Regions from separate parts of the Homo sapiens genome. Here regions 2, 3 and 4 are each linked to region 1. The links are chromatin loops, found by intact Hi-C in ENCODE. Cell type or tissue: gastrocnemius medialis. All regions are shown on one strand. Each heading gives the region's core, and the rest is flanking DNA. Links, peaks and the distances in the headings are about the cores only.

Region 1 (8,029 bases), core at 993-5,992:
ATACAAAGCACATTTTGAGAAAAAAGTGGCAAGTTTAACACACGTAAGAGGCTTTCTTTCTGAAGAATTGTTTGTGTGTGTGTGTGTGTCCACACACACACGTCTGTGTGTTTGGGAACGAAGGTTGTTCTTATACAAGCATTAGAAAGAAAAAGAAACTTAGGCCAGTTGAGAAAAAGGAAAGCATCTAAGTAATCCGTGCTCCTATCAAAGATGCAGAATACTTTTGTCACTCTGAAAAGTTCTCTTTTGCCTATTCTCAGGCAATCTCATACCACCTCTTTCCTGCGAACAACCACTATACTCTGATTTTCTATTACCACAGATTAGTTTTGCTTTTTCTGGAACTTCAAATAAATAGAATCATACCCTAAAGAAAAGAAAAGAAAAGAAACGATAAGAAAAGAAAAGAAAAGAAAAAACTGATACTAAAAAACAAGGCACGGCCAGGTGTAGTGGCTCCCACCTGTAATCCCAGCACTTTGGGAGGCCAAGGTGGGTGGATCACTTGAGGTCAGGAATTCAAGACCAGCCTGGCCAACATGGTGAAACCTCGTCTCTACTAAAAATACAAAAATTAGGGCGTGGTGGCACGCGCCTGTAGTACCAGCTACTGGGAAGCCTGAGGCAGGAAAATCGCTTGAACCCAGGAGGCGGAGGTTGCAGTGAGCCGAGATCGCACCACTGCACTCCAGCCTGGGAGACAGAGTGACACACACACACACACACACACACACACACACACATAAAAAAAAAGGCACAACCAGCTAGCCAATCAGAACATGTGTTAGGCATCTTTCTTGATATAACTTTATTTCTTCATGTGATGCTTTATTTCCAAACTTTTAACAAGCTACATTTCAGAAACAAAATCTTTTTGAAAGCAAGGATAACCTGCAATTGTCATTTCAATTTAAAACAATTATTAAGTTTTTATAATTCCAAGCAATATTGTTGAAAGGAATTGTACAAAGAGAATTCAATATAAACATTCACCAGCCAGGTAATACTTAAAAGGAAAGAATGATCGGAGCAGGAAAAGATATTTATTTTGAGACGGGGAAATCAATACCCCAGAAATAGAAACAACTTGCCCAATGGCACACAGTTCAATAGGGTTAAGGACTCATAATTTCAACATGGAGCTCATAAAATTGAAAAAGGAAGTAGAAGGAACAGCATAAAGATATTACGATCTCCAGGAACAAACACAGAAAACAGCCACCTATTAACCCTTAACAGTATGTCGTATTTACTATAGTATATGATCACCCACAAACCAGCTTTGTTATTTCAACAGCATGTTTTATATCTCCTAGGACTCAGGATGGGTAAAGATCACATCCTATACTGATAGACCCCTGGAGGCAGCAATCTTAATTAGAATTCGAGGTCCATCAATTCTGTGAAGTATAACCTTGAGCAAGTTATTTATCTTCTCTATATTTCTAGCCATTCATCAACAAACTGGACATAATAATTTCTACCTTATAGGGTTGTTGAGAAGATGAAATAGGCCTGTAAAAAGTATCTACCTAGTAACATTTGAAATATATGTAAGCGGTTAATAGGTAGTACCTGTTAATAGAATATTCATTCATTATTCCTGCCACGAGGAGAATGAATGATATGGCACAATGGCGTAAGTCAGTAAGCCTAAGCTTCAAATCCCCACAATCCTTCTCTACCTAACTGTGAACTTGGGCGTACAGGTATAATCTCATTGAATCTTGTTAAATTACGTTTAGCCTAAAGCTGCCTCCTCCGTCCTAACAGGATGTGTAAACAGGATGCAACCTACTCTTGTACCATTCACAGAGTTTCAGCCAATCAAAGACAGCCAACTGTTCAAACCTATTCAAATAAGGAAAACACCAAGCTGTAACCAGTCCAGCTGTTTCTGTACCTCACTTGTGTTTTCTGTCCGTCACCTTCTTTGTTCTGTCCACAAATGTTCTTCAACCAAATGGCAGTGCCAGATTATCTGGTTTGGGGCCTGCCCAATTCACGAATTGTTCTTTGCTTAATTAAACTGTGGAATTAGATTTGTCTAAGGTTTTTGGGGGTTGTTTTTTGTTTTGGTTTTGTGTTTTTGTTTTTTTTGTTTTTGTTTTTGTTTGTTTTACAGTCTCCTTTGCCCCAGAGTTGTTGTGAGGCTCAAATGAGATCTTAGCTGGGAAAAGCTCTTTAGAAATTGCCTTGCAATGTGAAAATGTAAAGCGTGGTCACAAAGGTCAGAACCTTCTCTGAAGAATAGCAGAGTGTCACGTGCAGGTAGGTGCAGAATAAATATAAGTGGAGGAGGGAGAGATGGCCCGTGCTCTACCTTCCTTTTGCAATGCAAACTCAGCAAAAAAAAAAAAAAAAAAAAAAATCCTTAAAAATAGTTGGAATTCCATCGATTCCTCTCATAAGTGTTCCTAAGGCAGAGGCTATAGTCCCAGAGCCACAGCAATGGTGGCAGGACTACCACTCAGCTGAGTGTAAGAACGAAGTGCTGGCCCTGGGTTGCCAGACACGCAAGCCCGGGTTTAGGGATGGAGGTCTGGGGGGTCCTGGGGCTGACATCCCCCTTGAGAAGAATCATCTAAAGTGAGCATGCTAAAAGGGTTTCATCAAAGCCCATGTCAAGAAACCAGCAAAGGTCAAATCTCTTACTGGACACATCTTCCTGATCTATAGAGGATCTTTCTCAAGCTTGAAAGATATACAAAGAGGCAGAAAGCTGAAAGAATGCTGAGCACAGGTCATCAGGGCTGTAGGGAGCCTTAAAGCAACTCCAGTACAATGGCTTACTAAGTGGGTCCACAGAGGCACAGAGCTCTTCTGGGGAGATAACTCGGCCCTGGCTAGAAGCCTATGAGATCTTCCACCTTTTAACAACAGCACCACCATTTAACTGCACTTTGATTATTTTACATATTGAGATTTGACATCCCATTTTGTGAGGGATTTATAAAGAGTTTCCATGAAGAAGAAACATCTGAAAACACCGACATCCAAAGAACTTACTATTGTAGGTTTCACAGCCAGTTATTACCTGAACTAACAGAGATTCCTCAGAAAAAGTCCTGGGAATGAGGGGCTAGTAAGAAACAACCAAAAGAGGACAAGAAAGCTCCAGAGAGCATGCACAGCAGTGAGCGAGGTCAGCTGAGCCTCTCAAAAGCCTGGAGATCCCTAGAAGGACTTGAGAGGCAAGAAGTCAATGATCATGGGAGCTAGAGGGAACAGAATGTTCCAGGAACTGACCCCTTCACGTCTCTCCACCACACTCCCTCTGGGTTCTCACACCCAGGTACGCTGCTGCTCAGGAAAGATCTTCCTGCTTGGAGGAGGGACTTGGAAGCAGAAAAGCAAAGCAGGAAAGAGGAGAGCACATGCTTTTTCTCTTCTTCTGACTCTTCTGAGGTTACTGGTCAAAATCCTTCATGAGTAACAATGGACTTCACCTTCCCATTCCTCTATCTTTCTATCTGCCAGATAGGCACAAGTAGATCCATACCAGCTCTAGACGGGTTTGGTGAAAGGGCCGGGAGGATTCTGTAATCTGCTCAGTAACGGCAATAGAAAGTGCTAAATAAGTGCGTCAAGAAATATTTCTGGAAGAGCTATGCAACTGGAATGCTTGGAGAGCCACCCGCATGGCAATAACTCGATCTGTCCTCATTTTTTAGAACAGACATAAACCCGGGTTTAAAAAAGGACTCATGGCTCCAAAGCAGCCAAATAAATAAATAAACACAAAGAAATCTCTCAGTGACTTATGGAAGCCATTAATGAGAAAGTTATGTACATAATAAGAACTTGATTTCCTTTCTCTCTCTCTCTCTCTCTCTGTCTTCCCCGTCTCTCCTCTCCTCCCCTCCCCTCCCCTCTCCTCTTCTCTTCTGTCTCTCTCGCGCTCTCTCTCTCTCCTTTCACATCTTCTCCCCAGCCACTTTTGGTAGTGAGCAGTTTGCTGTGTATCCAAGGGAAGCGACAGTCTCCTGCGCTGTGCGGCCAATCCATCTAAAAAACGTATCATCTGTCTGTGCGGCAGAAAGCCCAGTTGGAATAAGCAAGTTCTGTGCGTTCAACTAGAAAACACTTCTTGTTCTCGCTGTCAAAATAATTCTGTATTAAACTTCTGGGATATGTGACTAATGTGCTTGGAACCTTTGGAGTGACTGGTTTATTTATTTTAGGGAGGGGAGTGCTGCTGCTGCTGCTGGTGAGGGTGGTGATATAGAAAGAGGAGGAGGAAGAGAAAGGGAGGGGAAAAAAGGATGGGAAGAACACACACATGGTCTGCTCAGAGATCTCACATCACCTTCTAGAAGCCTGCATTGCCGCACTTTGTTACAGAAGCATGAGAAGGAGCAGAACCAGGCAGCAACAGAGAAGTAAAGACATATAAAGACAGGCAATGCACACTCCCCAGAGTTAAGGTTGCCTAAGAGTTCCTAAAAAGACTCTGAAATGTATAAAGTAAAAGCAAAACACATACACACACACACACACACACACACACACACACACCAGAGTAATCCTATCACAGCCCTTTTACAAAGCCCATGACAGCTCCTTACTGATTACCAAAAAAAAAAGAAGCCTCCAACATTACAGGAAGGCATAGGAAACTTCTCTGATTGGATACAGATATCTCACCTCCAGACTCAGCCTCCCACTCCCAATCTCTCTAGATATTTTCATGTCTCTGCTATTCCCTCTGTCTTAAAGACTCAGCTCTTTCTTTCTTATTTGTTAAAGTCCTAGCCATCTAGCAAAGCCTAAAACAATATCCTTCCCCCAATCCCCACAGCAAAGCCCTCCCCAATGGCACAAACAGAACACCTTGCCTTCTCACAGCGTTCCTAACTCTAGCATTGATCACTCTGTAGCTTGTCTCCAAGTATTGTTAACTGTTGGAAAACTTATTTACCTATACCTGTAACCATCACCCTTCCTCCCTTCCCCAGACACCAGTCTCCTTGTAGCACCCAAAGCATGAGCACACACACAAACATGAGCTCTTTCTTCGCAGACAGGGGTCCTCTTTCACTATCTTAATTTCTTCAAGGCCAGCCACTGTGATGCCTCCATATACAGGCCTTCAGTAAGCACATGGCCATAGCTGAACTTTTGTGCCATCCACGGAAAAGCATCTTTAGCGATAAACTCAAGAAACATAAAACAAAACAAAACAAAACAAACAACAACAATAGCTGAAAAATCTGCAGAAAGAAAAGACCAGGAATTTAATTCGTGCTAAACCTCTAAAGTCAGTTCTTAAAAGCTGCTTTTCTCTCTTCTCCAAATCCAGTGGTTTTGTTCAATGCTTCTCTCCTGCTTTGAGTCAGAAAGTGGGTGGAAGTTTGGGGAACTAAATGAAGAAGGGTGACGCGAGCAGAAGGCTTCCAGTGGAAAACAGATGAGGAGATCAGGTAAATAAATCTAAGACACATCATTTTTATGACCTGACAAATAATTGCAGGTTGAAATCATCTGCTTACTTTGTGTTTTGTTTTGCTTTTTTATTTTCTCCAGCTACTTACTTATAATATTCATATGTTATAAAAAGAAAAAAAAGGAAAGAAAAGAAAGAGAGAGAGACACACACAGAGAGAGAGAGAGAGAAGAAAAAAGGTGTTTGGGGGTGGCGAACAGGGGTGGGGAAGTGACCAGGACAATGACGAAAGAACGATTTGGCCTGTGTGCTGCTGGTCAGCTTTGGCAGGCCCTCACCCTCTGAACTTTCTCTCCAGAGAGTTATTTGACAAACAGAGTTTCAGAAAACAATTTTCACTTTCTTTCTCCAAACCCCACCTCCCTCCCCTACCTCATTTTAAAAATCAGCTCCAACCTCCTAAAGAGGAAAAGAAAAACTAAGACCCAATTCATTTTACATTTTATACCACTTAAGGAAAAACATTTCTCAGAGCAAATGCTTTATGATTCAGAGAATAACATATTCTCATCCCGTTTCCTTTGACTGCTACAGCTCTCCTCTCATTCCTGTCTTCTCCTTGCCTTTCTTCAACTTGGAAGTGGTTATTTGCCCTCAGATGTGGCCTCATAATTATTCCCATTCAAAATCTCTCTCTCTCTTTCTCTCTCCCTCTCTGTCTCTCTCTCTCTCACACACACACACAAAACTAATGTTTGTTCCTATTGTTCTTGCCTTCATTAGAAGGTAACAGATCTATAAAAGGTAGCATGTGCACTTACTCATTTTAAAGAAAGCTTAATAAGCACCTACTAATAAGCATCCTACTCTCCAGCTGTTTATATTCTAGGGGAGGAGATCAAACATGTCCAACACAAACTGCTCAGCAATGTCGAAGGTGATATGTACAAGACAGGCCTACATGACAGAGCTCACCTAGCTCTGGGAACTGTGGAAGGCTTCCTACATAATACACCTTGCACACAGTAGACCCTCCATAAAAGTCTGTTAAGGGGATGAATGAAGAACAAAATCAGTGAGGATTCACTTGAACATGGACTTAAAAGAATGCGTAAGATTTGGGCAAGCCAAAATGAGAACGCCAACAGTTTAGGAGTGAGAGTGACAGCTACAGGGAGGCAGGAAAATGAGAGGACGCTCCCAGCAATGACTAGAAAGAAGTCTGGTGCAAAAGAAAAATGCTATCAGTGATGGGTTAGAAAGGTACTTATTAAATGAGCTAAGAAAAAACTTTCTACGTGACGGATTATGAGCTAGTCACTGTTAAACCCTTTACAAATATTAACTTATTTAATTCTCACAATGACCCTATTCCTATTCCACAAATGAGGAAAGTGAGGAGCAGGGAGGTGCAGCAACCTCCCGGGGAAAGTGTTGCTTGGTGCTGGAGCAGCCTGGCTGCAAGGTGTGGCTCATAACAACTACCTTACTGTATCTCCACAGCCTATCAATGTCTGGGAGGACAGATCATAGAAAGCCTTAAATGCCAGATGGAGGAGTCCACGCTCTCTTCCATATGCAAAAGGAAGCAACTGAAGGTTTTGAGAGAGAAAATAATAGGGTTGGATTTAGGGAAGATGAATAATTTGGCATTTGTGTTGAAGTCTGACTGGAGCTGGTGAATGGATTAGCGCTTAAGTGATGAATCAACTCCAACATCACCCGCTACCCTCTGCCCCATCATACCCTCATAAATCACTGTGTCATTGTTATGTACATAGTCCAACAGGATATCCAGTAATTTTTCTGTGTACACTCAGACTCTGAAATTTGATTTGTATATTGGAATAGTTTGTTCCCATCTGATTTCCGGGCCGAGGATTCCATGGAGGGATGGCATGGCTGCAGTCAGCAGTGAATGGCCTCTTAGTCTAGCCGGAACACTCCAAGAGGCAGCATTGTACATGTACTGAATAGTCACAAAAATAGCTCAGCTAAAGGACACAGAAAAAAAAAAACTGCACTCTTTGGAGCTGACGTATTTTTCCTTTTCTCCCTCTGCCACTGTTTCTATGACCTAGTAAGGAGGCATCACTGTAGAATGGAAAAAGCACTGAACGAAAATTCAGGAGACCTGGGTTCGAGCACAGATTACCACTTTTTTTTTTTTAACATGATTTCAGACAAGTTCTAGATTTCAGTTTTCCTATCTGTAAAATGAGAGACTGATTCTTAACTCGAGTGATTTTTTTTCCCCGTGTGTGTGTGTGAGACAGAGAGAGAAAGACAGAGAGAGGAGAGAGGAGAGAGAGAAAGAAGAGGAGAAAGAGAACTGAGATAGAGTGAGAGACAGAGAAGAGAGAGAGACAAGAGAGAGAGAGAGATGAGGGGGTGTCAAAAATATACAAGTGCATTTGGGGTGAGATAAGTTTATTTTAAATCTTGAATCCTTTAAAAACGTTACATAAAATAGAGCTGAGAACTAGGTTACAGAGGGTGAGTTAAGATTTTAAAACTTGAGGTCTGATAGCAAAATGGACTTCTACAAATAAAATGTCACAGTAGTTAGCTGTAAGGGGTGGGATTACAGGTACAATCCTTTTCATTTTATAGTTTCCTGTATATTGAAAACCTATACAT
Region 2 (8,029 bases), core at 1,949-6,948, 110 kb after region 1:
GCCTGGCCTTATGCACATTATTTACACTACCTCACTCAATATTCACCTATAAGTAGGGTGACCATATAACGTATCCTCCGAATCAGGACACCTATGAGAGTAAAAAGGAACACTACTGATACCACTGAAGTCCTCTGCAAGTTGACAGTTGCGCTGCTGGGTGGTGGCCTGAGTAATTAAGGGACACTAACAATGGCTTCAGCAGGAAGGGTGCATGCTGGAGGCAGGTCAAAGCATCCTCCTTTAAGGTCAGTGACCCTGCCCTGTCCTGATCCTCATGCTTATCCAGCCCATGAAAGGTTCCCACACAAGTTTCTGAAGAAGACCTGGTTTCACCTTCAACACCAGCTTTCCATTTGAACTACAGAGGGATCTCCAGCTATGATGCAAAGTCACAACACAAGCAATTACAACAGTAGAAGCAGACCCTCCACGGGTAACAGATACAAACAGTGCAAACAAAACCCAAGAGAAGGTGGGATGGTGGCAGTGGAAGAAGGGACACTGCACAGCCATCCACTGGTGACAAATCAGCGCACAACCTGGAAATGCCCGTGAATGTCTGTGGCACTCATCCCACTTTTGCGGGCACACTATACTCAACTGTGGTGACCTCATTAATAAGAGATCTAAAAATGAATACGTGGAGAAAACAAATAGTGCCTGTGACCACCAAGGGAGCACCCTGTATTAAACAGCACAACGAGGACTTGAACTAGGAGTTGTCTAGGTCTAAATCCTTTCAGCCCCACAAGCACAGTAAGGTGTCATCACTGTGTGCCAGATGCCCCGCTGGGCACCCAGAATCGGACACATGTACAGACTGCATTACCACTGACAAAGCGCCATCACAGAAATGCCCCTGATTCTCACAAATGCATTGTGATAGATCACAGGATCTCCATTGAAAGGTAATTTAGGCTCAGGGATGTTCCAGAACTTGTTCAAGATCACAGGGCTTGTGGTTAGCCCAAACATAGGTCTTTGTTTTCCCTACACCAAAAATCACCACTATTGCCAAAATGATCCGGTATGGTGAAGCCCAGATCTTTGAACTCCCTGTCCCAAATCTGATTTTTAGTCTTGCCTTCCAAAGCCTTGAATATAGTCACCTAATGCTACTAATTAGTACTAGTGAAATAATAATAACTACTTCTCACCTGTGTAAAGGGCTTGCAGGGATGTTCACATCAACTATGCTCATTTGCAAAAGTTAAGGAACAAGACAGGAGTTTTGGAGAGGGGGGTTTGATTCTCACTCTGCCACTTAAGGCCCTGCACCCCAGTTAGGAAAGTTTTATGACCCTTGAACTCCCGACCAATATCTGCAAGATAAGACTGATCTAGCCAACTTGTCTCTTGCATTATATTTGGGAACAAAGTAATACAAATGATTATAAAATGTATTTGCTACATTAAAAGTGCTATGAAGGCTATGAAATACTCATGGTTTCTGTGAGATACATTGTGATGGGCAGGTTCAATAGGGAAGACAAACACAGGAGGATCTACCTTGTAATGGATCTAAAACTATTGCCTAAAAACTTCTAGGCAAGCAAAAATAAGTAAATATTAATGGAGAATGGTAGAGAGCAGGGGCAGGGAGCTGTCAAAAGCAAGGAACCTTGATATTAGCATGGAAGCATAGCTTGGTTCTCACAAACAAGCATCAATGGCAGCCATCCATGGCAGTTACATAAATAAATCGCCAGACCACACACACTCAAACTGAACCATCTTAATCTGATTGCTTTCTAAGTATGAAGCGCAAGTTTCAAGCCTAAGATACCATAATTTCCAAGTTACATCCTCTCCTAAAATTCTCCAAAGCAGAGAAACCCCTAGTGGAGGGTGGAGTGGGGAAGGAAGGTGTGAGGTACAGCAGAAATTGAGAATGAAAAATACCTGGAAACAGGGCTGGCCTAGGAGTAAAGGCTGTGACCCAACTCCACTTCAGCTGACAAGGGTGTGATTGAGCAGCTCTGTCCCTTTTCTGGGGCCTCAGTTTCCTCATCTGTATAACAAGGGATCAGCTCACTCTGGCCAAGAAGGCCCCAGTCCATGCTTGGCTGGCAGCTTGCTGCTTCTCCTGTTGACTACAAACTTTGGTGTACATTAAAAAAATTCTTTTCCCCAGCCAAGATGGATAAGCTGTCAAACAATTAGAAGGACAAAAGTAGGAATTAAGCTACCTGATATTATTCTAGCAGCAAACAGTTTCTGGAATCCATTTTTCCCTCCGTACGCTGCTGACCCGATACAGGCCCATTTCTCCTGTCCTGGAATACTTCAGCAGCCTTCTAAGCTGGGACTCTGCCTCTGGTCTTAACCTGCCCTCAGTCTGCCACCAGAGCTCTTTGAAATACAGATCCAACAAGGCCCTCCTTTGCTCAAAATATAATAATAATAAAAGCCTTCCTGCTCCCTCCCACCTCTGCCATCATCCTTAGCTTGGCCCATCAGCTCTTTATCAACTAACCCTCCCTAGCCAGCCCCATCTCCCACAGTGATCTCCAAACACACATTTATATTCCTCAAATACTTTTAGGCCTCAGGCCTGTGCACATACACCAAGGTCCCTATGGCTAGAAAGCTCTTCCACTCCTATCCACCATGTAAACTCCTATTCACTTCTCAAAACCCAACCAAATGTCTTCTTTTCCATAGGCATTCACCAGTTCTTCTAGATGATTGGTCACTCCTTTCTCCATGTTCCCATTAGCCCTTTGCTCATTACTTTATTAGAGCCTTAGCATCTTCTCTTTCAGTTTCTTTCCTATGATAGAAGGAAGACTCTGGAAGGCAGAGCCTATCTCAGTTTTCTTTGTAACCAGTATCTAGCATTTCTGCCTGGCATACAGTAATCACTTTGTACACAAGTACCGAACTCAATACATGAAATTGAGTTGTATCTGATCACAGATACGTGTGGGTTGGAAGGGTTAAGGAGTCTGGAAATTGCTTCATGGCACAAGGTAGATTTTGATATTGATCCTAGAATCACAGGTTTACAACAGGCAGAGACAGAAAGGCTGGAAACTCCAGGTAGAGAAAACAGCATAAGAAAAGGCATGGATTAAGAAAACAGAGGGCTGGGCACAGTGGTTCACTCCTGTAATCCCAGCACTTTGGGAGGCCAAGGCCAGCGGATCACCTGAGGTCAGGAGTTCAAGACCAGCCTGGCCAACATGGTGAAACCCCATCTCCACAAAAATACAAAAATTAGCCAGGCGTGCCAGCAGGCACCTGTAATCCCAGCTACTTGGGAGGCTGAGGTAGGAGAATCGCTGGAACCTGGGAGGCGGAGGTTGCAGTGAGCCGAGATCGGGCCATTGCACTACAGCCTGGGCAACAAGAGTAAAACTCCATCTCAAGGCTGAGCGTGGTGGCTCACGCCTGTAATCCCAGCACTTTGGGAGACCAAGGCAGGTGGATCACGAGGTCAGGAGTTCAAGACCGCCTGGCCAACATGGTGAAACTCCGTCTCTATTAAAAATACAAAAATTAGCCGGGAGTGGTGGCGGGCACCTGTAATCCCAGCTACTTGGGAGGCTGAGGCAGGAGAATCACTTGAACCCAGGGGGTGGAGGTTGCAGTGAGCCAAGATTGCGCCACTGCACTCCAGCTTGTGTGACAAAGTGTGACTGTGTCTCAAAACAAACAAACCAAACAAACAAACAAAAAAATACTCTGTCTCAAAAGAGAAGAAAACAGAGGACTGTTCCAGACCACCTGTCTGTGTGAGGGAAAAGTGAAAGAGCAGTTGCAACTGCAATTAACCTTGGCATAGTTAATCTCACAACCCTCAGCTCTACACTCCCAGTCCCTCAATCTTCACTCTGCTGGCAGGACTGCCCAATGCCACCTGTGCCAGCAACAACTGGCTCAAGGTTCTGGGGCAGTAAAAACAGTCCCGCTCCCCCATGATTGCTATCCTGTGGCTGCAGTGAACTATTTTACTCCCTCTCTTCATCAAGCAAGTATTTCTGGAGTGCCTACCATGTGTCAGGCATTCTTCTGGGCATTGGGAATACAGCCATCAACAAGCAGACATCACTGCAATCCTCAAGCAGCTTATTTTAAAGTGGAGAGGAGGCAGACACACAAATATGTAAGATGAAGTGGTGATGCATGCTTATTTGTGTCCATAAACATTGTTCATTCACCAAACAGCTACTGAACATCCTGGGGTCTGTCTCCTCTCACAACACAATAAACAGATTATTAATGCTTTTATCTGTGAGTGGCCAAAATGTAGATGACCCATCTGACTCAGGTAGGTGATAGGAAGGATTGTAGGTGTTCCCTCAGAGCCCTGAGCCAGAAAGCTTTCCTAGAGGACGCAGAAGCTATATGGTTCAGCACCAGAGAACATATAGCACCGTTACCGGAGCCGTGAGATCAAAGGTAATGACTGAGTTCAAGACTGTCACTTCCCCACTCTGTTACTTTATGACCCTAACTGCCTCTCTACAAGAATAAATCACATTCTTAACACAACAAGGGACTGGGGAAGCGAGCTCTGTTGAAAGAGGCAGATGATTTGCTAGAGAGGCTTAGTCCTTTCCAGTTAGGTTTGGGGAGAGACGACACCCAAGGTAGCATCTTAAGAGAGAAAAAGGGGCTAGAACAGCACCAGTGTGGGACTGAGAAGCCCGTTTGTCCATGTGAATCCTCAATTGTGACCCCACTAGGGCCCCACGAATGTGGGCTGAATTAAATTCCAGGGAAGAACACAGACAAGCAATGTCGATTTGAGCTTTTCATGCATGTGGGCATAGAAAAGAGTGGTGAAGAGGCTATAAGAATGAGGCAGAAGTTTGAATGCCTCCTGGTAGTTGTGTAACCTTATTTCACCAAATTCATTTTCTCATCTGCAAAATGAGACTGGTAATCAAAAAACCTACTTTAATGAATCAATATGATAATTACATAACAGGTGGTAAGCATTTGAAAATATTTCAAAATTATATTACTATTAAAAAAGAATGATAGGAAAGGAAACATTTTCCAGCCTCAACTCTGTGGTTTACCTGCTTCCAAACATTAATCCCTACACTACCTACAGCTACCTATCCACCTACCAATCTCACTGATGTGACCAACATTTAGAATGCACCAGCCTTTTTCTCCAAGCCTCCAGGCAGCCTACAGCAGACTTCCACAACACACTTGAAATCCTTCCACCCTTCCCCTTGCCCTCAGGTTCTCCGCCTCATATGTTCCCTCAAGCCAACAGATTTTCACCCAGATACTAGCTTCCTGCATGCATCAACATGATTATATCTTCCCCTTCCTCACTCTACTAAGTTTCTTCTAGCAAAGCACAGCCCTCCAAAGCCAGATTCCAGGAAAAGTCCCACCCACCAATGAACATACTCAGCTTGGATCCTCTAATCGCGGCCCAGGGTCAAAGTCCCAGGTTCACTCAGACTAAAAGTGGTACTATGCCTCCTGCATTACCATCCAAATAACTACTCCCACAGAGATGACGCTAGAGACCCTACCCAGCCTTATTCTCCTGTGAATCTCTACAGAACCACTTAACGGCCCCTATCGAGATTAATTTAAACCTTACTTATTAAAAAGTAAAGGCCCTCTTCTTTCTCCATTTTCCATGGTCCTCTTCATGGCTGGCCTTTCAAAACACAGCCTGGAGAATAAAGCAGCTTCTCCCTGCTTCTGCATCTGCTACTATCTTGCTAATAGGTCCTTCTCTCACCTGTCCTTCTTCCACCTGGACAACTCCTACTCATTCCTAGAGGTTCAGCTCAGACACCCCCCTCTCTATAGTGGTTTCCCTGAGGGTGAGCCTTCTCAGTGAAGAGCAGCCAAAACTTACCCTGTAAAAGCACTTAATACACGGACATGCCCCACTCCACCTTTTTCCCTCCCCCTCACACACACCACACACTTGTGTGCTCCTCAAAGGCAGGGACCATGTACACCTCATCTTTGTACGCTCAGGGCCAAGCCAGTTTCTGGTTCACCGTAAGCAGGCTCCAACCCCGGGTTTTACCTGCTACCTGCCATTTTCTATCTCCCTGTCTTTTTTCTGCTTAATGCAGCAAATATCTGTGCTAAGGGGGCTACACAGTTCTTATGAGTTACACTCTACCCGTGTACAAAATCCCCATCATCCAGCATCTTCAGCATAGTTCTGAAATCAAATCCGATCTAACTCTTGCCCCATTCCCAATTAACCCAGACTGGCTCAACAGCAGGGTAAAGTCACACGTCACCACCAAGAAGCAAAAGTTCTGGGTTGTAATTTTGAACACATCCCTAATTAGCTATATGACCTTGGGCAAGGGTTAAAATAAAGGTGACAGCAGCAGCAGGCCTCATTCTCAGGGGACCTTTGAGATTCAAATGGAGTATCTGATTGGAAAGTGTTTTATAAAGTGCAAAGCACTGTACATTCATAAACGACATGATGAACAATTTTATCAGATTTAAGCCATCAACTATAAGATGTGCCATTACCAACTTAGGATGAAAAACAACTGCACAACTATGGTACATTGTAATAAGACAACCACATTTCAGTGATATTAAAATGTGAAAAAAGTGTGTTTTACAATTGATTCGATACAACGTATTTGTCTCAATAAAATACAGGAATCTGCTATAAAATTTTCATATTTGCCAATGGTACGTAATAGGTATTCAGTAACCTATGTCGAGTAAATGAACAAGAACCAATTGATAATATTATTTTTCTTGGGGGGGTGGGGCGCAGCAGAGGAAATGGAGTCTCACTCTGTCACCCAGGCTAGAGTGCAATGGTGCAATCTCGGCTCACTGCAACCTCCTCTTCCCAGGTTCAAGTGATTCTCCTGCCGCAGCCTCCCAAGCAGCTGGTACTACTACAGGCACATGCCACCACACCCGGCTAATTTTTGTATTTTTAGTAGAGACGGGGTTTCACGATGTTGGCCAGGCTGTCTTAAACTCCTGACCTCAGGTGATCCACCTGCCTCGAGCCTCCCAAAGTGCTGGCATTACAGGCTTGAGCCATCGTGCCAAGCCAATAATATTCTTAGGCCAAATTATTACCTCTCTCATTGGAATTGGGCAGCAGGGGGCTTCTCGATGCCAGTACCTCCCCTCTAAATCATGTCTCAGCCTGCTCAAAACCCTCAAATGATGAATTTAAGATATATCCAAACTCCTTAGCCTGGCATTTTTAAGCCCCTTTATAACCAAGTTTCCTCTCCCGTCCATCATTTCCTGGAACTGTCTTCACCAGAATGTGTCACTCTAAGAAAGATCCTACTCAAGTCCCAGCCACAGCAATCAGCTCATCAGCTCAGCTTCTCCTCCCTCTGCGTACACTCAAAACCAACTCTAGACCCATGCTGCTTACAGAGAGCCTGCCTCTGGGGGGACTGCCAGACCCTAAGGCCCCAGGCTTTTACCCCTACCATTCAGAATAGGTAATCCCCTCTGGAGCCTACATTCTAGACTATAAAGTTTTGGGTGTTGGGGTTGGGGCCTGCATTGTAGAAATTAAATGCAAAAATGCACACTCTCCTTTGTTTGTTGTTGTTGTTTTTTGTTTTTTTTGAGAGGCAGTCTCCCTCTGTCGCCCAGGCTAGAGTGCAGTGGTGTGATCTCAACTCACTGCAACCTCTGCCTCCCGGGTTCAAGCGATTCTCCTGCCTCAGCCTCCCGAGTAGCTGGGACTACAGTTCCCCGCCACCACACCCAGCTAATTTTTTGTATTTTTAGTAGAGACAGGGTTTTGCCATGTTGCCCAGGCTGGTTTCTAACTCCTGAGCTCAGGCAATCCGCCCGCCTTGGCCTCCCAAAGTGCTGGGATTACAGGCGTGAGCCACCGTGCCTGGCCCACACACTTTTTCCTTTAACTGCCCCCTGGTGCTGGCAGGAACTGTGCAAGCAGAAAAACTGGTGACGAAGTGGAGAAAACCATATTGGATGTCCTAACCCCCCACTGTCCACCATTATTGACCATAGGCTCTAGGTCTAGCACCCACCTTCGTGGACCTTTACCTATTCTTCTATC
Region 3 (8,029 bases), core at 1,652-6,651, 310 kb after region 1:
GGCCCTACATGTCCCTTTAACTACCACCCCCTTTCTTTAATGCCTTCACAAAAAGACCTTTAAAAGTAAGATCTACATTTCCTGTCTCCACTTCTTTAGCTCCCTTTCTCTCCTCAACTCTGCTCTAATTTTCTTCAGACTCTATATCACTCCACTTAAACAGCCTTTATCAGAGTCACCAATGACCTACATATTTCCAAGGTCGAAGTGTATTCAGCTAACTGAACTATTGAGCTGAATTGGACATGGTCAATCCTTCATACTTCTTTAAACACTTTCTTCTCTAGGCTTTGTGATCCCACACTCACCTGGTTTGTCCTTACCTTTCTGTCTCCTTGTCTGGCTGTTTCTCCTCGACATCAGATTTTGGCGTGCTCTGGGGTTCTTATCTCTATTCTGTCTGTACTCTTCTTGGATGAACTCATTGAGTCCCCTGGCTTTAAAATACCATTTATACGCAGAAAACTTCAAATCTCTATCTCTAACTGACTTCTCCCTTGAGCTTCAGACTCCATAACTCTACTTGTATATGTAAAAAGCACTTCACACAAACTGTGACCCAAACCAAACTATTGATTTAGTCTTTCTCTACCCCGAATTCCTTCCCCTCAAGTCTTCCCTATCACAGTAAGTGCTACCTGGCCTCCTAGCTATTCGTTCAACGCAAATAATTGAGTCATTCTAATATTCTTTATTTCCCTGAAACCCTATGTGTAATCTCTCAGCAAGTCCTATTGACTTTACGTCTAAAATATATGTCAAATTAGACTATTTCTCACCATCTGCACTGCTGACTATCTTATTCCAAGCTATTATCATGTTTTTCCTGCCCACACTTTTTCCCTCTACAGTCAGCTCTTCATGCAGTAGCCAGACTGATCTTTCTAAAGCCATAAATTATAAGTTTATCTCTTTGCTAAACCCTCTTACCATGAGCTATAAAACCCTACATGATCTGGTCCCAACTGCCTGTTCAGCATCATCTCCCTCCACTCTCAGCCTCATCCATGAAGTTCACTGGCCTTTTTCTCCCTCAAACTTGCTCAATACTTTCAGATATGAAGAACGTTCACTTACTTTTCCTTCTGTTTGGATGTTCTTCTTCTGGATCTACAATGGCTGCATCATCTTGTCATTCAGGCCTCAGTTCTAATGTCATTTCTGTAGAGCAAGTTCACTTGACTGATGTAACTAAGGTATCTCTCTTTAGAACCAGGTAAGTATCCTAACCTCTCACCAGAGAAGTGTTTTCATTATGTTGAATTTTAGTGAATTATAAATTGAAATTGTCTCTTGTGGTTTCTGAAGACATTATTTGCTCTGTCACTTGGTGGCCTTTTCTATAAAACCCCATATGAGGAATTCTTTTAGGTCTAAGTGCTAGAAAAGCTTTGCTTCCCTTGAGGAATTGATGATGACACAACTGATTTTGCTTTGTTTTATTTGGCTTTGCCAACACGAAGCTCAGAGCCAAAATTTTGGCTGCTTTATTGCAAATGTGTAAGAATATATGACTTGGTTGTCTGTCTAGACAGCAGTGTCTAATAGATCTTTCTGCAATCACGGCAATATTCTGTATCTGAAATGTCCAATAAGTAGCCACTGGACACATGTGGTGACTAAGCACTTAAAATGTGGCTTGTGAACCTGAGGAGCTACATTTTAACTATATTTAATTTTAATTAATTTAAATATAAATAGATACATGTGCCTTGTGGCTGCCACATTGGAAAGCACAATCCTATATATCCTATGGTTTATTGATAAGATATTGTAGTTTATTTTTATGTACTCTTCATTATTCATTATTGTATTTCCTATAAATTACCTCAAACCTTTGTGGCTGGAGGTAGAAAAAAAAAAGAAAGGAACAAAGCACAATTAAATGAACAATTGACTTTGCAGGGCATGTCAGCACGTTCATAGGGTTGAAGGAAGTGGCAAGTATACAGCAACAGTGGATCTTAAATCCTATTTCTCCTTGTGAGATCTATGGAATGGGCACCAGCATCAAGTTGGAGATTCAAGTTCTAGTTCTTGTTTTACTGTTGGACATGTGTGGCTCTGAGTCAACCAGAGGTTTAGTATGTTCATATGTGAAATGGGACTTCTGTATTGGTGACCTGAAGCCTTTGGCATCTGAGATGCTGATGTACAACCGCTGTACCCATTTCTGTGCCTTCCAAAGCCAAGCAGGCCAGCCCTTGGCTACCTACCTAAAATAGGAGGCAATACTTTGAGAAATCATCTCATTCAAGCCCATGCTTCAAGACAGAGTCACCGGTAAACTAATTTAAAACAAATAGGAAGAGTCTTACCTTCCAAATGTCTTCTGGTGGAAAATAATTCATCCTACATACTTAGTAATTTGGATGTTTTTAATACAGAATGAAGTATCATACCCCTTAGTATATAAAGGCACAGGACTGAAATCAGAAGACTTAGGTTCTAGTCCCAGTTCAGCTACTAACTATCTGTGTGACTTTGATCAAGTCAAAGTTTCTTCTTTGTTTAAATGAGAAGATTGGACCAAATGATCTTTAATTTCCTGTTTAGCATTAGCCATAACCATAGCTAATATTTATTAAGTAGTTGGAATGTACTGAAATGCATTACCTTATTTTGTCCTATGGCCACTGAGAATATTATTATTCCCATTTTAAAGATAGAAGAAACTGAGCTTTAGTGTTTCCCAAAGACATAGAGTTGGTAAATGGTAGAGTCTTTATCTGAACCCCCGTGGTCTGGATTCGGGACCCACTTTCTTACCTGCTTTGTCTTCTCTAGAATTTTGTGATTTTTATAGGCCAGAACACTCTTGTTATTCTGATTAGACAAAGAGTTGACTTAATCCTTTAAACTGAACTTTCCCAAATCTGGGTTTCAAATGGGCCCAAATAGTGTCTCTTCAGTCTTTGGAGTGGCCAGGAAGAGCTCAGCACAGCCACAATTAATGAGTTGGTTGCTACCGGGCAAGAGTGGCCTTGTTCTTTCACCCAGTTTGCTGTACAAATAATACCATGTTCTAGGTATGCTGTATATAAAAAAACATTGGGAAGCATGTGAATTTAGATGTATGTCATGACAAGGGTTTAGCTTGGACTTTTCACAAGTCATATCATACACATTTCACAAGATCCTATCACAAAGAGAAGGTTTATCCCACAAATCTCAGGCATCACTTCTTGAACATGGAGCACCTCAATCATTCCTGTGTCTCCAACTTGTTGATTTCAGAAGCTGATCCTAAGCTCATCTTCAATTGTAAATGATTTTGCTAATTGTTAGAAAAGCACATTGTTAGAATAGCTAATTGTTAAAACAGTTGGTTAGAATCCATGGGAGCTTCAGCAATTTTGAGTTCAATCCCAAGAGGGAAGAGGATTTTCTTAAGGTCAATGTCAGAGTTTGGACTAAATCCCCGGTCTCTTTCATGCCCAAGAAAGGGCCCTTTTTCCCTTTTCTGACTAGTAGTCAGGTTTACTTCCTTGGGAGATGGAACAAATGAAACATAACTGAAATTTCATCTTGCCTCTGCAGATGTCAGGAGCAAGGGAGCACCAGTGGTAGAAGAACCTGCCTCCCCTGGCTCCATCAAAGGCCACAGGCCCATGAGAATCACCCGGCCTGCTCTGAGCAGCACACTCGGAGGCCACAGCCACGCACAGGAAAGTGAGAGGAAGTGGAAACGTGCGAGCAGAGGGCTCAAAGCGACGGGCTCACCACCGGAAAAAAAAAATAAAAATAAACACGCTCAGAAATAGTGTAACTGATATGCAAAGAAGATCAAAACAAGGGTTTTAAAATATCTTGGCTGCTTTAGAGGAGATGGGGGTGGTAATTAAAGCGAGGTTGCAAATGCGTGTTAGGGGAGTGGGGCGGTTAGGTGGATGGTTCACTGAAGCCTGCCAGGACATGGGAGCCTGGGAGCCCAAGGGTATTTCAGATGAAAATGTGGCACTTATATGTGGAATGTAAAAGAAAGTTGAACTCATAGAAGCAGAGAATAAAATGGTTATTCTCAGAGGCTGCCAGGTGGTGGGACTGGGGAGATGTTGGTCAAAGGACACATTTTAATAAATTCAAGAGATTCATTGCCCATCACGGTGACTATAGTTAACATCAATACATTTTATATTGATATAAATATATATATATATATTTAATTATTTTGTTGGGCTTTTTGTTTAAGTTCCAGGGCACATGTGCAGGATGCGCAGGTTTGTTACATAAGTAAATGTGTGCCATGGTGGTTTGCTGCACCTATCAACTCCTCATGTAGGTATGAAGCCCAGCATGTATTAACTCTTTGAAAACTGCTAACAGAGTAGATTTTAAGTGTTCTTGCCACAAAAAAATAAGGCGCTACATATGCTAATTAGCTTGATTTAGCCATTCCATAGTATAGATATATATCAAAACATCATCTTGTACACCATACATATATATAATTTTGGTGAATTAAATAACAAATAAAGAAAGAAAATATGAGAGGAATAAATTCCCATGGGTAACTCAGAGGCAGATATGGACTTGAGAGCAAGAAGCCCAGAGTCCCTCAACCCCAAACTCTGCCCTCCCCAGCCCTTTTACTGTTCCCTGAGATTCTGCTCCATTTAGAGTCCTGTACATTTGTCCCAGGGCAGGGCTCAGACAGGCCAGCAGTGGAGGCACCAGGAAGTCCACCCAACTTGGCTGAACTTCAAGGCTCAAGTTCCAGTTTGGAACAAATGTTCTAGGGTTAATGGCTGGGGCTGAGCAAACTCAGGAAAGACAATCTCCCCAGTCTTGCAAAGTGAAATTCTCTTTTCTTTCAGTGTGTTGTGAAGAACTACAGAAATGTGTTCTCATTAAAAAAAAAAAGAAAAAAAAAGATTTTATTTTGAAACTGGTTCCTGAAATGGGAAACCAAAAGGTTAGTGATGGCTGTGCTGGCCGTTTTTAGCCTCCCTCCACCAGTTTAACCATCCCTAATAATAGTCCAAGAATCACAAGACATTTCCAGCACCAGAAGGTCATCAGTCAACAGCATAGGTGCAAAAGGGAGCGTTTGCTCTTCTACAGATCCCAATGGTCTCATGTATTTTAACAGATGAAATGCTCTGAAGGTGGGGTTGGGGGCGGCCTGGCCTTTGGAAATTAGTCACCACTCACATAGTTCTTGCATTTACACTTACAAAGCACTTTCACAGCTATTATCCAGTGAGATGGGCTGGGCAGAGAAAATTACCCACATTTTCCAGAAATCTGAGACTCCAAGTGAAATGGCTCAAGGTCATCGCTGTTAAACCCAAAGCACTGGGTGTGTTCTTTCCGGGGCCTTGAAGAACCACAGATGGGAATCAGTTACCTTTGCTCTAAACTTGAGCCATCCCTCTAGATGTCTTCCTTTTTCTTCCCACCCTTCCTCCTCCTTCTATGATAAAGTAGGGTACAATTAGTATTTTGATGATGAAATAGAAATTTTATACCTTTGATCCAATATTTTTTTCTTCTGTTTCTCTTATTTGTCTAACCATGAGAAGGCAAGCCCTACCCTAAACTATTTTTGAACCTGATATTTAGTAAATAACCACCAGCAGATGCATGTGAGTTGAGGTGGGAGACCCTTTTCTGAGCTGAGGTGGGAGATGACAGGTAAAGGCTAGCCTTAACTTCTGCCTGATGCACATTTGCTCTCTAGGCCTAGAGAGTATTATGGTTTACACAAGCTATGGAATTTAAGAAGAGAGAGCTCACTGTGTGCTGGGAGCATCCAGAGATATTCTAGCAATGGGTGCCATTATTGAAGAAGCACCTTGAAGATGGATCTGTGGGGTGGTGTGGGGAAGCAACATGATAAGGTCCAGGCCAAGTGTAGTGGCTCATGCCTGTAATCCCAGCACTTTGAGAGGCCGAGGCAGGTGGATCACGAGGTCAAGAGTTTGAGACCAGCCTGGCCAATATGGTGAAACCCCATCTCTACTAAAAATACAAAAATTAGCTGGGCGTGGTGGTGCGTGCCTCAGTCCCAGCTACTTGGGAGGCTGAGGCAGAAGAATCGCTTGAACCCGGGAGGTGGAGGTTGCAGTGAGCCGAGATCATGCCACTGCACTCCAACCTGAGTGACAGAGCGAGACTCCATCTCAAAAAACAAAAAGCAAAAAACAAACAAACAAAAAAGTTAAGGTCCAGAGGTTTAAAAAGTGCATTAGACATTGTGGGAAATTCACATAGCTTCACCATGCTGACATGGTGGAAATAATGTTAGGGAGATATTATGGAGTCATACTGTGGAGGGCCTTAAAAGACAAGCAGAGTCATTGGAATTTTATCCTATGGGCATTTAGGAGTTGCTGAAAGTTTGTGAATGGGAGAGCAGGCGAAGAAGAATGGTATTCTAGAAAACTCTTTTTAGCTGGGTATGCAAGATGGAAAATAACGGGAGTAGCTGGCAGAAGAAAGATTATAAGGAACACTGAACGTGGAGTCAAGAGGCTGACTATAATTTCTAACCTTGATTAGGTTAGTCCCAGATATAAGCATAAACATATATGATTATCTCCTCTCTAATATGCAAACCTGTGTGGCCTACCCTTCAGGAGGTCCTGAACATCCCCTGAATTGAGGGAGGTTAGAGTGCTTTGTAAACTCTGAAACTACAGAACAAACATGGGAGATAGTGATGCAGCCTGGCAGATGCATTGAAAACATGGGCAGGTTGGTGCCTTGGGGATGGGTGGTTGGAGGGAAGGTTGAGTGAATGCCAGCTCTCCATTTAGGAAGTATCTTTCCTCTGGAGGAGTATCCCCTTTCCTTCCTGGAAACTTCTGTGTCACCTGGCACAGACTGGGGGCTAGTGGAAGATGGAGGCATGTCAAGCTGGTAGTCAAGAGTCAAAGACAAGAAATCCCTGAGGTCTCTAGTAACTTCCTCAAGGGGAATAAAAAAAAAAAAATGACAAAGCTAGCCCTTTAACCCCAAGCTTGAAATCAAAATAAACAGTTGGGTTACTGTTTTGCAGAGTTGCTGAGTAATTGTAAAGGGCAAAGAAGAGTCAGTTTTCACAAGAAGATTGCTCAATGGAAAGGTTTTGCCAGTGGAGGTGTCTGGGAAGGTACAAGCAGAAGCCGGCTTAGTTATTGTAAGGAGCTGCTCATTGGAAGACAAGCCTTGGCCTCATGGAGAAAAAGGGTTAACATGAAACAGTGGGAAGCAAACTGCTGAACTGGGACTAGGTTAGGAGGGTTAAGAGAGAAGCATCTGGGCTTTCAGCCACCCTTGGGCTTCTAGTGGAAGCATTTCACAATCTCCTTTCTTCACGGGTTATGTCCTTAAATTGAACAGCCAGTGGGGGCATCTTGGGGTAGTGGAAAGTGTGTTGCAGGCCTGGCTTCAGCACTGCCTGGTGGTGTGACCCTTCCTCTCTGGGCCAGGGTTAGACTAGATGGGATGATCCCTGGGGCTCCTTTCAGATCTAGACCCCTAGGAGGTGTGGGGCAGGCGCAGCCTGTTTTATCAGATTTAAATTCAGAAAGGACAGCTACTGTAAATGACCAGGCTTTAGTGCTGGCAGTGACAGCTACATAAGGAATTTCAAATAAGGTCATCTTAAAGCAAAAGCAACTGCGTGCTTGCTGACCAAGGCTTGTGGATCAGATGAATCAGAAAGCTGGGACCCTTCTGAGTTCATGCTTACCAATCTGTGGGGTTCAGTGTAACTAGATGATACTTTCCCTAATCAACATCATGTATGGGGCAGCAAGTTCCCTTTGAACTTTAGAGAACATAAGCCACAGATGATTTCCCTCCCACTTCCATTTTCCCTTCTCAAGTCTTAGAAAATAAGATCTCTTCCCTTCCCCTTTCCCCCATTTCCCAAGCAGGTTCTCAGTGATAAATGTGCCACTTTCTCTCTTGCACTCACTTGCCCTTGTCCTTTCTGGTGAAAAGAACTTTACCGGTCCAGGCTTTGGGAAGTAGGGTGTCGGGGCATGAAGACAAAGTTCACAAAGCTCGACCAGCTGGTTCCTCTGGTGGCCCAGACTGG
Region 4 (8,029 bases), core at 1,818-6,817, 190 kb after region 1:
AGGATTATGTCTTTGCTGGGTTTTCTTATGACTGATTAAAACTCCCCAGTTTTAAAATATTTTCTCATGGAGCTTTGTTTCTCGGCCTTTCACCATTACAAAGGTAGGATTGGTGATTTGCCCAACAAATGGGGGAGGCAGAGGCTCCCGGACCACAGTAGAGCAGATGGGAATGGTTGGATCCCTATGTACTCAAGGTTACAAGGATCAGGATGGAAAGGACATTTTTATCAAATAGTGCCAGCCAGCCCCATACCCAGCATTGTCAGTGCCTCACACACAGTTGGAGCTAAATGAATAAATACTGCCAGTGAATAAATGCAATGAGAGCTTTGTTATCTATAAGAGGCATCTATTTTATTCCTCCAGAACACTGTAATTTTGGAGTGTCTTTCTATAATTTTTCTGCTACTATATCACTATGGAGGACAAATTTTACTTTCTTCTTAAACACTGAGATGTATTGAATTCCACTGAAGTTTTTCCTTTGAGTCTCAGATTTTAGGTGCACATGAGAAAATGAGATATGAGGGAGAACAGGAAAGTGGGTGAGATAGGGTGTCACCTAAAATTTCTCCTGCTATTTGCAGCTATTTCCCATACTCAGTCTTATGTTGACAAAGCTTTGAGCTCATAACAAAAATGAGTTTCCAAAGCATTAAAAGGGGGTGGGGCATGAGTCACAGATCCCAGGGGGAGACATTGGATGTCAGTCAGTCCAATCCGGCACCTGATAATTGATCTCCTTTACAACACCGGATTCAGATTTGGTTAATATTTACTGAGCAGCTACAGTGTACTAGGCACTCTGTAAGATGCTTTTACATAAAACCTCTCATTTTGTCCTCCCTTCTCTGCAGTGAGAAAGGTATTAGAGTCCCCTGGCGTCAAGAAAGAGAGATTTGACACCAGCAACACTGACCTGCTGCTAGTATACTCCCGATCTTCTAAGGAGATGTTTCATTCATTAAATCAAGAGAAGTCTATGAAGCCTTCAGCAATGATTCCTAAACTGTATTCTTTCAGGTCTGTGGAGTTTGTAAGAGCTCCATATATGCGCTCAAGGTTGTCTAGAGACTGCAAAAAATAGACATATTTTACTCATATATACTTGTTTTCTCAAGTGTATTGCGGATACTGTTGTGATAAATCAAATACAATTTTTAAAACTATGTCACTAAAACCACAGTTTTTGTCACCATATATTTTATCAATCATTAGAATTTTTAATTAACATACTTTATTTTTTGAGCAATTTTAGTTTTACAGAAAAATTGAGCAGAAAGTATAGATTTCTCATACACTTCCTTGTCCTACCTCTCTCCCCAGCCTCCCCTATTATTAACTTTTTGGATTAATGTGGTATATTTGTTACAGTTGATGAGTCAATATTGTTGCAGTGTTATTAATTCAAGTCTATAGTTTACATTATGGTTTACTCTTTGTGTTGAATATTCTACAGGTTTTGATAAATGTGTAATGACATGTACCCACCATTATAGCATCCACTATTATAGACACAGAATAGTTTCACTGCCTTAAAAGTCCCCTGTACTCCACCAATTTATCCCTTCCTCTCTCCCCTGAACACCTGATATTTTTAGTGCTTTCATAGTTTTGCCTTTTCCAGAATGTAATATAGACAGTATCATGCAGAATGTAGCATTTTCAGATTGGCTTTAAAAAAATTAGTGGTATGCATGTACGTTTCCTCCATATTTTTTCATGGATTGCTAGCTCATTTTTTATTGCTAAATAATATTCCACTGTATAGATATACCACAATTTGTTTATCCATTCTCCTATAGAAGGACATCTTGGTTGCTTCCAAGTTTTAGTAATTATGAATAAGACTGCTGTAAACATCCATATGCAGGTTTTCGTATGGACATAAGTTTTCAACTCATTTGATTAAATACCAAGGAATGTGATTGGTGGATTGTATGGTAAGAGTATATTTAATTTTGTAAGAAACTGCCAAGCTGTCTTTCAAAGTGTCTATTTCATTTTGCATTCCCACTAACAGAGAATAAGAGTTACTATTGCTCCACATCCTCATCAGCGTTTGGTTGTCAGTTTCTTGAGTTATCTTTATTCTAATAGGTAGGTGCTAATATGTCTTTGTTATTTTAATTTGTAATTCCCCAATGATGTATGATGTGCAACATCTTATAAATACATATTTTCCATCAGTATATCTTCTTTGGTGAGGTGAATGTTCAGATATTTTGCCCATTTTTAAATTGCATTGTTTGTTTCCTTATTCTGGAGTTCTAACTGTTCTTTGTATATTTTGAATAACCGTCCTTTACCAGATATGTGTTTTGCAAATATTTTCTCCCAGTCTGTGATTTGTTTCTTTATTCTTTTAATAGTGCCTTTCACAGAGTAGAAGTTTTTAGTTTTAATAAAGTGTAACTTAACAATTCTTTCTTTTATAGGCTGTGTTTTTGGCATTGTTTCTAGGAAATCATCATCAACCTCAACGTCATCAAGATTTTCTCTTATGTTATCTTCTAAGAGTTTTATAGTTTTGTGTTTTGCACTTAGGTCTATGACCCATTTTGAATTGATATTTTGTGAAAGGTGTAAGTTCTATGTCTAGATTCACTTTCTTGCATGTAGATGTCCAGTTGTTCTGGCACCATTTGTTGATATGACTATTGTTTCTGCATTGAATTGCCTTTGCTCTTTTGTCAAAGATCAGTTGATTTTTCATGTGTGGGTCTATTTCTGGGCTCTATATTCTGTTCTGTTGATTTTTTTTCCTATTCTTTTGCCAGTCCTACTGTCTTGATTACTGTAACCTTATAGTAAGTCTTTCAGTTAAGATAGTGTCAATCCTCCAAATTTGTTCTTCTTTAAGCTTGTATTGGCTGCTCTGAAGCCTTTGGCCTTTCCACATAAACTTTAAAATCGGTTTGTTGATATCCACAAAGTAACTTGCTACGATTTTAACTGGGATTGGGTTGAATTTATAGATTAATTTGAGAAGAACTGACATGTTGACAATATTGAGTTTTTCTAGCCATGTACATTTATTTAGCTCTTTGATTTCTTTCATCAGGGTTTTACAGTTTTCCACATATAGATCATGTACATATTTTGTTAGGTTTATACCTAAGTATTCCTCTTATTTTAGTGCTATGTGAAAGGTTTTGTATCAGAATTTCTAAAGGATAAGTAGTATTAATTGGGACACCTATATTTTTTAGGTTAAAATGTGGTCTGCTTAATCCAAAAGATGAGAAACTGCTGGCTGATGTGATACTGGACATAAAGTAACTAATGGTAGGGCTCTGAGCTTCTGCTCCCAGAGGGGTATCTAATGGTGTTTCTGTGGCAATGTCGTGGTACACTAAGAGAGAAATGCCATTTGCAGCTCAGACTCTAAGAAGGAAATAACTTTTACATCTTCAAGAGTTTAAAACATGTTTCCCTTGCCACATCCCACATAGAGAGAAGGTGGGCAGCAACATAAAAGCCTGTGTAAAGAGTGCAGGTTAGAGGAAGGGAGAACTATAGCATTATTCGACTATTCTTTTTCTCTAGCAGAGTAGATACACCGCATTGCTCTTAGGACAAAGACAAGGATTCTTTCCAAAGCCTACAAACTGGGAATGGTCTGACCTCTATCAGCCTCTTAAACCATATGCTCACTTCCTCCAGGGCTTGGCCACGTCGGCCTTACACATCCTCTTCTTTGCTTTTCCACAGGGAAAAGTCTACTTTTTCCACAGGGGACTTGAATCTGCTGGTTTTTCTCCTCTTTAGCCAACACATGCATTACTTCCTTGATCCTCCCAAACCAGGCCTCTTAAAGTGCTATATGCTTCTGAGCACTTGTTGTACTATGATTTTGCATTTATTTATGTGATTAGCTGATTACTAGACCATAAGTTCCACAAGGAAAGGCAGTTACATCTGTTTTTTTCTCACCATTATCATCTCAGTGTCATCCCTGTTGAGTGAATCAGTGATTGATTAGATATCTTACAGAATTAAGAGCTGTATATATTTCTTATTTTAGAGTATGGAGGCCAACCAGTTATCCAAAAGATCCTCTAGGTATTATGATACATACAGACACTTGCTATGGGTGGTTCTCCATCCAAACAACACAATCAACATTCTGGTTTCCAGTGAAACTAGAAAAACTAAGTCAGTGGAAACTAAGTCAGTAGCTTTCCTCACACATCTTTGTCGTCGCGAGGCTTATACCAGTTTGGAAAAATTTAATTTTAAGAGCTTATTTGGCAAACATTTACTAAATATCTACTCTGTGCCACATGCTGCGTTAAATGAGAACCAGACATAAAGTGTCTCAGCCATGGTCTCCATCTTGGAAGACTGGAGTTACAGTGTGGGAGGGATACCTGTCAATTCCACATCAAACTAAATGGTCGGGGTGGAGTCATAGTGAGGGCTGTAAGCTGATGCTCTGGGGCCCCATTCGGTCTTCCTGGTTTTGTTTTTGTTTTCGTTTCTTTGGCTGTACACTCCTTCTGAAACTTTTTGACCTGAATGACTTAGGCCAGTCCCGTACATTTTGTTCCTTTAGTCTTCCACCACGCACTTCTGTCTCATACTTTGCTGGGTATTTCTTGTGTTTCCACTGCCTGCTTGGCCCCGAAGTACATCCAGTTGCTGACCTTTGGTTGGGGCCAATCCTTCTCTGGGGTCAGTGGTTGGCCAGAGAGAAACTGCTTTTCACATTCCTGTTTTGTGCAAGGAACTGTGGGAGACACATATAATTGGATCATGCAGGGCCCTGATGTCCAAGAACTCACAGTCCAGTCAAGAAAGTGACACACACTGTCTCAGAGTGTTTACCAAAGCAGCTGTGAGAAGCGACTGGAGCACATGTTTTGATCCCTGTGTTTGCAGCTCCTGTTCATGGCATGGCAAGATCACCATGCAAGCCCTTATCTTGTCTTCTTTTAGGGAAATTAACTGTGGTTCTGTTACTGTGTGACCATGGGTAAATTACTGCAACTTCAGCTCATTGAGCTATGGTTTCTACACCTATAAGCTGGAAGTGATATTAGGGGACAACCAGGTTGTTGTGAGGTTTAAATACACAATGCAGGCCCGGTATGGTGGCTCATGCCTGTAATCCCAGCACTTTGGGAGGCCGAGGCCGGTGGATTACGAGGTCAGGAGATCGAGTCCATCCTGGCTAACATGGTGAAACCCCGTCTCTACTAAAAATACAAAAACAAAATTAGCAGGGCATGGTGGCGGGTGCCTGTAGTCCCAGCTACTCCGGAGGCTAAGGTGGGAGAATGGCATGAACCCGGGAGGTGGAGCTTGCAGTCAGCTGAGATCACGCCACTGCACTCCAGCCTGGGCGACAGAGCAAGACTCCCTCTCAAAACAAAAACAAAAACAAACAAACAAAAGGAATATATATAGAAATGCTTGGCATAACATTCTGTATAGAAGAGATAACCAACTAATATGGAGTCTGAATCCTGCTTTATGGTGACCTTCATAGACCCTGTTGCAGAATATGTTTTGGCAACTCTCAGGCCTACCTTTCATAGGAAGCCTCAGCAGGGGATCGGGCAAACCTCATCCCTGCCCAGCCATCAGCTGCACAGAACACTCTGTGCCGGCAGCAGGCCTGGCCATGTGACCTCTTCTCCTTCTTGGCTGTTCCCACTGGCAAGCTGTGAATAGCCAGAGACACCCTCCATAATGCTGAGACCTTTTCCCAAGGAGCCCAGCGGGAAAAATGTTCTGTGTCTTTGCAAAGCCTGACCCTCTTCTGGGGCCAATTCTGCTGGAGATACAGAGAACCTAATTGTTTCATGTACTTCACGTCTCTCTGTTGGTGGCCACTTAAACCCTTCTTTACCATAATGAATGAAATGCTTCAAAGAATCAGGATCCAGCAATCTCAATGGCCCCAGGAGCACCAAGACGTTCAGGTTGACAGATTCAGAGAGTGTCAGAGCAGGAAGGCATCTTGAGCTTATTTGTCCAACCTCCCCCTTCCCCAGCCACCTTATAGCTGAAGAAGTTGAATGTCAAAGAGACAAAGCCACAGACAGACCTAGATCTCTTGCCTTCCAGGCCTGGGCTTCTGCTGTGACACCATCCTGCTTTCCGCATGTGGAAAGAAATATTGAGTGTGGTTGTGTGCGTGTGCATGGGGCCCCACTAGTGCCAGTTGTCGCAAGTGATAGATCAGACTCAGCCAAAAAAAAAAAAAAAGTTCACATGGTTGGGAATGTGGGAGACAACAGATTAGCTTGTACAACTGAGATGCCAGGAGGACATCTGGCTTTGGCTGTGTTCTTGGGATCTGGTTTTGCTCTCTCCATCTTTTAGCTCTTCTTCCTTTATGTTACCTCCATTCTAACATTCTCTTTTCTCTCAAGAAGACCTCCATAAGTTTCCAGGGTGAAGTCCTTTAGGATAATGTGCAGTGGGGGAAGTAGGAAAGTTCTCTGTCCCAGCCTTCTCTGCAAAAACCCTAAGGTTCGCTCTGATGAGGCTTCTTCTATCACATGCCCTCTTGTGAGCCAATCACGGGGGCTGGTGACTGCAGTGCACTAACTGATGTAGGCCTGAGCCATGCATTCCACCCCAGGGCTGGGGACAGGTCCCACTCAGACCTCGTGGACTGAGAGTGAGATGCTTCTAGAAAGGGGAAATGGGGCTCTAGGGCCAAAGCGTGAAAAATGTTCTCTGCACCCCTCTGGGCTTCTGTGTCTGATAATTAGTTTCATTGTGTATTAGGTTTATCAAATTTTCCATCTTCCCAAAGTAGGAAATGCTTTGACCTCTAGCAAATATGATAGTGCAATTCTTATAGTAGAAATAAACTCAGAAAAGACTGCAACATTTCCCTGGGTGAGGTGGAGATCCTGGGCTTTAGGAAACACACCATCCCACTGTTGATCAGCTAATCCAGGCCTTGTTCTGCATTTGCTTCTATTAAATAAAAAATGAGACATGTAAATAAACAAAGACAAAATCAAGCAAACTAAAAAAAACTCAAAGGCCTAATCTTTCAGATTGCTAAGAAATTCTGATTAAACATATTCCAACATAAGACATAGGCCATTGTAGCTACGTAAGGACGTTGCTTGGTGCTTGAGAATATGTAAGCCCTCAATGAGCACCAATTTAACATCTTCTTATTTTTATTTGTATAATTTTTTTTGAGACAGAGTCTCCCCCATCCCCCATCAGACCCCACCCCCCACCCCGCCGTTGCCCAGGCTGGATGGAGTGTGGTGGTGCAATCTCAGCTCACTACAACGTCTGCCTCCCCGGTTCAAGCGATTCTCCTGCCTCAGCCTCCAGAGTAGCTGGGATTACAGGTGCACACCACCACACCAGGATAATTCTTGTATTTTTAATAGGGATGAGGTTTTGCCATGTTGGCCAGGCTAGTCTCGAACTCCTGACTTGAAGTGATCTATCTGCCTTGGCCTCCCAAAGTTCTGGAATTTCAGGTGTCAGCCACCACACCCGGCCTCAGTATATCATCTTCTAAAAGTCAGGTAAGAGCTACTTGCACCATTTAAGAAGCATTTTCATGACAACTACTGCACAATCTGTATGAAGGCAGAGTGCCGCCTGTCTCCATTCTACAGACAGGAGAGTGAGGCTGGGAGAGGTGAGCAACTTGCCAGAGGCCATGTTGTCAGTAGTAGATCTGAAAAATCATCCCAGGCCCTTCGACCCCAGAGACCTTAATCTTTCCAGCATATTGTGGTCTCCCTGGAGACGTGTCAATACTTTCTATTATTTTCCTTAAAAGGAAACATCATATTCAAAAGGCAAATTAACATTAACAATCCAAATTCTTTTTACTATCAGACTGGTAAAAGATTTAAAAGGATCAATGAAATCAAATTTTAACTAGGTCATAAGAAAAGATCCTCTCATATGTTGTTGGTGGGTCTGAAAATTGATACAATATATTTGGAGTCAAATTTGGCAATTATCTTTTAGAATAAAAAATAATGGCATTTTGGCAGGTCATGGTGGCTCACGCCTCTAATCCCAGCAC

What was found. A loop is a pair of places that touch in the nucleus more often than their neighbours do. Peaks named below come from ENCODE experiments on the same cell type or tissue, not always from the same donor. Only the 100,000 strongest peaks of a DNase experiment are listed, where the experiment ranks them.
Region 2: a loop joins it to region 1, with 2.5 times the contacts of the local background. A loop is called at or near these places in 44 of 110 quality-filtered maps.
Region 3: a loop joins it to region 1, with 3 times the contacts of the local background. A loop is called at or near these places in 4 of 110 quality-filtered maps.
Region 4: it touches region 1 in a loop (3-fold over the local background); 2 of 110 quality-filtered maps call a loop at or near these places.

The regions. Positions count from the first base shown.
Region 1 is chr3:188,262,363-188,270,391 of GRCh38, reverse strand. The region is part of intron 2 of LPP (LIM domain containing preferred translocation partner in lipoma); the gene reads right to left. Among named protein-coding and RNA genes, the nearest start is that of FLJ42393, 88 kb to the right of the region's middle. In gastrocnemius medialis, for the core only: no CTCF peak of the experiment used is centred there; DNase peaks (open chromatin) are centred at 3,241, 4,011, 5,386, 5,701 and 1 weaker place; H3K4me3 peaks cover 2,611 bases; H3K27ac peaks cover 5,000 bases.
Region 2 is chr3:188,155,555-188,163,583 of GRCh38, reverse strand. All of the region lies in intron 1 of LPP (LIM domain containing preferred translocation partner in lipoma), which reads right to left. Among named protein-coding and RNA genes, the nearest start is that of LPP, 5.4 kb to the right of the region's middle. RefSeq lists an enhancer at 7,294-8,029. In gastrocnemius medialis, for the core only: no CTCF peak of the experiment used is centred there; a DNase peak (open chromatin) is centred at 3,923; H3K4me3 peaks cover 744 bases; H3K27ac peaks cover 4,898 bases.
Region 3 is chr3:187,954,475-187,962,503 of GRCh38, reverse strand. LINC01991 (long intergenic non-protein coding RNA 1991) reads left to right here. Exons shown (of 3, transcript NR_135538.1): 3 at 3,541-3,729. Among named protein-coding and RNA genes, the nearest start is that of LINC01991, 18 kb to the left of the region's middle. RefSeq lists an enhancer at 3,541-3,680. In gastrocnemius medialis, for the core only: no CTCF peak of the experiment used is centred there; DNase peaks (open chromatin) are centred at 4,663 and 4,981; H3K27ac peaks cover 4,801 bases.
Region 4 is chr3:188,074,020-188,082,048 of GRCh38, reverse strand. No RefSeq gene overlaps it. Among named protein-coding and RNA genes, the nearest start is that of LPP-AS2, 76 kb to the left of the region's middle. In gastrocnemius medialis, for the core only: no CTCF peak of the experiment used is centred there; DNase peaks (open chromatin) are centred at 4,698 and 5,618; H3K27ac peaks cover 4,189 bases.